2 separate regions of the Homo sapiens genome follow, and region 2 is linked to region 1. A link is an interaction called in ENCODE POLR2A ChIA-PET data of the cell type or tissue named here. Cell type or tissue: GM12878. All regions are shown on one strand. Links, peaks and the distances in the headings refer to the core of each region. The heading gives the core; the rest is flanking DNA.

The links. ChIA-PET counts read pairs that join two places held together with the same protein. Peaks named below come from ENCODE experiments on the same cell type or tissue, not always from the same donor. Only the 100,000 strongest peaks of a DNase experiment are listed, where the experiment ranks them.
Region 2: POLR2A ChIA-PET joins it to region 1 with 13 read pairs; 2 of 35 experiments call an interaction of 5 or more read pairs at or near these places.

Annotation. Positions count from the first base shown.
Region 1 is chr2:74,199,627-74,202,426 of GRCh38, forward strand. The region is part of intron 1 of MTHFD2 (methylenetetrahydrofolate dehydrogenase (NADP+ dependent) 2, methenyltetrahydrofolate cyclohydrolase); the gene reads left to right. Among named protein-coding and RNA genes, the nearest start is that of MTHFD2, 2.4 kb to the left of the region's middle. In GM12878, for the core only: no CTCF peak of the experiment used is centred there; no DNase peak of the experiment used is centred there; H3K4me3 peaks cover 2,341 bases; H3K27ac peaks cover 1,689 bases.
Region 2 is chr2:74,621,576-74,624,375 of GRCh38, forward strand. The region is part of intron 2 of M1AP (meiosis 1 associated protein); the gene reads right to left. Among named protein-coding and RNA genes, the nearest start is that of M1AP, 25 kb to the right of the region's middle. In GM12878, for the core only: no CTCF peak of the experiment used is centred there; no DNase peak of the experiment used is centred there.

The DNA.
Region 1 (2,800 bases), core at 168-2,667:
GAGCCCAGGAGTTCGAGGCTGCAGTGAGCCGTGATTGCACCACTGCCCTCCAGTCTGGGCGACAGAGCGAGACCCTGTCTCAAAAAAAAAAAAAAAAAAAAAAGTTGATAAGGTTTATGTTATGTGAATTTTACCACAATAACAAAATTGGGAAAAATATACAGGGGAGGAGGAAAGGAAAAGCTCTGTTTGCATTTTTGGGTTTCCTTGGGAAGGTGATTTGGTCGGTCATTAGAGCGCTGGCATTGTTGGCATTGTTAGAGCCCTGCACCTTACAACATCAGCCCCTTCTTTTTTTCATCTAACGTTCACTGTGTACCAGACACTATGCCAAGCTGTGCGAATTCAAAGATGAGAAAAACTGTTCTTAATGGAGCTCATGTTCCTGACAAGGGGCAGAACACGCGTGTAATTTCCAGTCAGTGCGGAAATGCTGTTAGAAATATTTCAAAGGCGCTGCTTGTTGGAGCAATGAGTTCTTGAAGGAAAACGTGGGAGGGGACTTTCAGGGTTTTCCCTGGTCTGACTCTTGACCTCCCCCATGTTTCGTTACTGTGTGTTTTCTCCCCTTCTCCCTCTTCCTGAGTGCTGGCCTCATGTGACTGTGGACCAGACCTTTCCTAGGCTTCCATGGTCCAAAAGAGATTTATAAAGATGCTCTCATTCATTACCTAAAGAACTGGGCCAGTTTGTCTACACTCTCCAATAACAAATGCTCTTTTCACTACCTTTCTGAAAGAACAAGTAAGCTTCATCCACATCTCTGAAAGCAATCCATATTATCTGTACTGCACATTTGCTATTTACAATTCCCACATATTGCTTTCTTACTGCTGCTTATTTTTTAAAATACTGTTTATTTTTAAATACTGCTTATTTTTAAAAAGTTGTATCCTTTTAAAAATATGAGTCTGCATTCTTTTTTTTTTTTTCTTTGTTGGATGGTATGAGAGTTTCAGGAACATAAACCTATGGTTGGAGAAATAGTAGCCTAGGAGACAGTGGGATTAGGAAGTCAATGGACTTTAGAGGCAGAAGTTTGCCTTTGAATCTTGTTTCTACTATCCTCAGTTTCATCTTCTGTATTACAGTGTTATTATAATAGTCCCAAGGTAACAGAGTAATATATGTTAAAGTGTAAGCAAAACACCTAGTGTTTAATAGATGTTTGTTCCTTTCTCCATTATGTCTTCCTTCACTCATTATTTTTCCCATTAATAATTGATAACAACTCTTCCCTAAATCACTTGATTATGAATTGTAAAATGTCCTGATACTAATTTCTCATGGAAAATTACAGTACTGTAAGCTATTGAATTAAAAGGAAAGTGAAGATGCTACTCACTTGGATTTTAGTTTTGAATTTTATTTTATTTTTTGAGACGGAGTCTTACTTTGTTGCCCAGGCTGGAGTGCAATGGTGCAATCTTGGCTCACTGCAACCTCTGCCTCCTGGGTTCAAGCTGTTCTCCTACCTCAGCCTCCCAAACAGCTGGGACTATAGGCGCACACCACCATGCCCTGCTAATTTTTGTATTTTTAGTAGAGACAGGGTTTCACCATGTTGGCCAGGCTGGTCTCGACCTCCTGACCTCAAATGATCCACCCACCTTGACCTCCCAAAATGCAGGGATTACAGGCATGAGCCACAGTTTTGGATTTTATTTGAACAGTCCTCTTGACTTCTTCCTATTCTGTTGATTACCTATCTTAATGGGATTTTTTTCTTTCCTTTTTTTTTTTCTTTTTTGGCAGGGGAATCTCTCCCTAGGTCAGGTTGGAGTGCAGTGCTGCAATCACGGCTTACTGCAGCCTTGACCTCCTGGGCTCAAGTGATCCTCCCACCTCAGCTTGTGAGTAACTGGGACCACAGGAGCATACCACCATGCCTGGCTAATTTTTTTTTTTTTTAACTTTTAGTAGAGATGGGGTCTCACCATGTTGCCCACGCTAGTCTTGAACTTGGCCTCCCAAAATGCTGGGATTACAAGGCCTGTGCCACCATGCCCAGCCCTGGGAATTTTTTCTAAACACATCTGTGAATGCATTTAATTCTGGGATAAATGTTAGCTAATATAGTTACAATTTTGGATTCCCCGTGGGACTTAGCTGACTCTCCATTTCCCTGTTTATTTTGGGGTAGCAGTTAATCTGCCCCTTGGCAAAAGAGATGATGCTAAATTAGTTAATGACTCACTCCCAAGGCTGTATTTCACATTTTGCAGAGTTGTGGGAAGCAGAGGAGGGCTGACAGTTATACTATGAAAGATATTCATTGCATGTGACTTTGTTTTTGGTTCTTGTTACTCTTTGACTGTTTTTCTTTCTTTTCTTTTTTTTTTTTTAAGCAAATTGGCATAACATCCAGAACCTGCTTTTGGAAGCAAAGTTTGGGACTTGGAACACTGGCTTTTCCCAGAACCCTGTGTCCTTAACTTCAGTATATGATTTTATCTGAATGTGCTAATACCATTTTCTCTAAGTTTACTGCTTTCAAAAGAAACTTTTTATGAGGTGCAAGCTAAGTCATTCTCACTGACTAGATATACATATAGTGTATATACTTATATATATCTCCTTATGTGTAAGTGTATCTATTTTAAGGATACATGTGTATGTGTGTGTATATATACATATATATATAAAACCAAGAGAAAAGAGTAAGAAATTAGTTTTATTGAACATATATGCCTGGCACATTATATATGTTTGTTATTTCATTCAACATAAATGACTGTTCTAAGCCGTTTTAAAGTAGTCTTTCACTCTGTAGTGTTCCAGGATTAGGAATGTATTTTTG
Region 2 (2,800 bases), core at 192-2,691, 420 kb after region 1:
GAGATCGAGACCATCCTGGCTAACAAGGTGAAACCCCGTCTCTACAAAAAATAATAATAATAAAAAAATTAGCCGGGCATGGTGGCGGGTGCCTGTAGTCCCAGCTACTCGGGAGGCTGAGGCAGGAGAATGGCGTAAACCCGGGAGGCAGAGCTTGCAGTGAGCCGAGATCGCGCTACTGCACTCCAGCCTGGGAAACAGAGCGAGACTCCGTCTCAAAAAACAAACAAACATAAAAAAGTTTAATATTGGTTGGGGGCGGTGGCTCAAGCCTGTAATCCTGGCACTTTGGGAGGCTGAGGTGGGTGGATCACTTGAGGTCAGGAGTTCGAGACCAGCCTGGCCAACATGGTGAAACCCCACATCTACTAAAAAAAAAAAAAAAAATACAAAAATGAGCCGGGTGTGGTGGTGCACACCTGTAATCCCAGCTACTCGGGAGACTGAGGCATAAGAATCACTTAGACCTGGGAGGCAGAGGATGCAGTGAGCTGAGATCATGCCACTGCACTCCAGCCTGGGCCACACAGTGGGACTCCATCTCAAAATTAAAAAAAAAGACAATATAAAAAATTCAATAAATTTTTATATTGATTACATACTGAAATGATATTTTGGATATGTCAGGACAAATAAAATATTAAAATTTGTTTTGCCTGTTTATTTTTTATTTTATTTTTTGAGACAGAGTTTTGCTCTTGTTGCCCAGGCTGGAGTGCAGTGGCACGATCTTGGCTCACTGCAACCCCGCCTCCCGAGTTCAAGCGATTATCCTGCCTCAGCCTCCTGAGTAGCTGGGATTATAGGTGGCTGCCACCATGCCTGGCTTTTTTTGTATTTTTAGTAGAGACGGGGTTTCGCCATGTTGGGCAGGCTGGTCTCAAATTCCTGACAGGTGATCTGCCCGCCTTGGCCTCCCAAAGTGTTGGGATTACAGGCGTGAGCCACCGCGCCCGGCCATTGCCTGCTTTTTTTTTTTTTTTTTTTTCTATTTTTAAAGGTGGCTAATAGAAAAATTTGTATTATATGTGTGGCTCACATTACATATCTAGTAAATGGTGCTGATTTAAAGGATATAATTCAAGGAAGAGAGAGGGTAACTGATCACAGAGAAATGGTCTGATATGCAAGAAGGAAGGGTAAGCAAATAAATTGGTAAATATATGAGTAAAATGAAATAAATATTAGCTGTATAAAACAATAGCAGTAATGTCTAATTTGGGGGTAAAATACAGGGGCAAAAATATGCACGATGAGAGGGAGATGATCGGAGTTAAAGCATTCTAAGGTATTGTTTAGTGAAGGGTAGAGATACCAATTAATTTAGGGCAACCCCTAAAAGAAAATAAATAGATTATACACTTTAAAAAAAAATAGAGTGGAAAAAAAAAAAACAAACCCAAAATCAGATAGTAAATGGGAGAAGCAAGCAAAGAAAAGGCAGGACAAATAGTAAACACCAAGTAAGATAATCAGAATAATCTTAATAATAATAAGGTCAGTAATTACAATAAATACAAACTTACTTCCTAAAATATACCAGCTAAAAAACAAATTATTGGACTAGATTGAAAAATTCCACTGTATGTCATCTCTAATATGCATACCTAAAAACAGTAATAATTGAGAGTAAAATAATGTTTAAGGGCTGGGTGCAGTGGCTCACGCCTGTAATCCCAGCACTATGGGAGGCCGAGGTGGACAGACTGCTTGAGCTCAAGAGTTCAAGACCAGCCTGTGCAACATAGTGAAACCCCGTCTCTAAAAAAAATATAAAAATTAGCCAGGCATGGTGACCCGTGCCTGTAGTTCCAGCTACTTGGGACTTGAGGTGGGAGAATGGCTTGAGCCCAGGAGGTGGAGGTTACAGTAAGCTGAGATTGTGCCACTGTACTCTAGACTGAGTAACAGAGCCAGACTCTGTCTATAAAAAAAAAAAAAAAGAGAGAGAGAGAGTTTGAGGCATTGAGACATACCCTCAGACATTTAAATTTTATCAGGTGGGCTCCACGCACTGATATATTTTAAAACTTCCTCAGGCAAATCTAATGTGCAGCTAAGGTTGAAACTGGTTTAACTTATGTTTTATTTAATTAAACTAATTAATTTTTTTTGAGACAGGGTCTCGCTCTGTCACCCAGGCTGGAGTACAGTGGCGTGATCATGATTCACTGCAGCCTCAAACTCCCAGGCTCAAGCGATTCTCTCTCCTTAGCCTCTGGAGTAGCTGGGACTACAGGCATGAACCACCACACCTGGCTAATTTTTAAAATTTTAGTAGAGACAAGGTCTTGCTATGTTGCCCAGGCTGGTCTCGAACTCATGCGCTCAAGCGATCCTCCCAACTTGCCTCCCGAAGTGTTGGGATTATAGGCGTGAGCCACCACACCTGGCCTACAATATACTGTTAATTAAAAAAAATTAGATAATGGAATCAGCAGGCATAGTATTATCTCATTTATGTAAAATTTAAGTCTTTTCTCTGTGTATCATCTATCTATAGAGTTGTCTTGAAATAGGCTGACACTCATATCATTGTTGGAGGGATTGGTCACAAAGGCATAAGCAGGCTAGTGCTAGATCAGCATAAGCCAGCATTAAAGTAAAGGTGAAGAGGATTTCAGAGGCTGTAAAGCTGTGGCACATTCTAGTTGGTTATCAGAAAGTCAAGTTAGAGAAATAAGGGATAAAAAATTGGTAATAATTGGGTAAACTCCAGGAATCAGTAGACATATATTATTGACCTAGAACACTTGAGTATGGCTAATATTTGTTGGACATCATGTAAATGCCTTGGCTT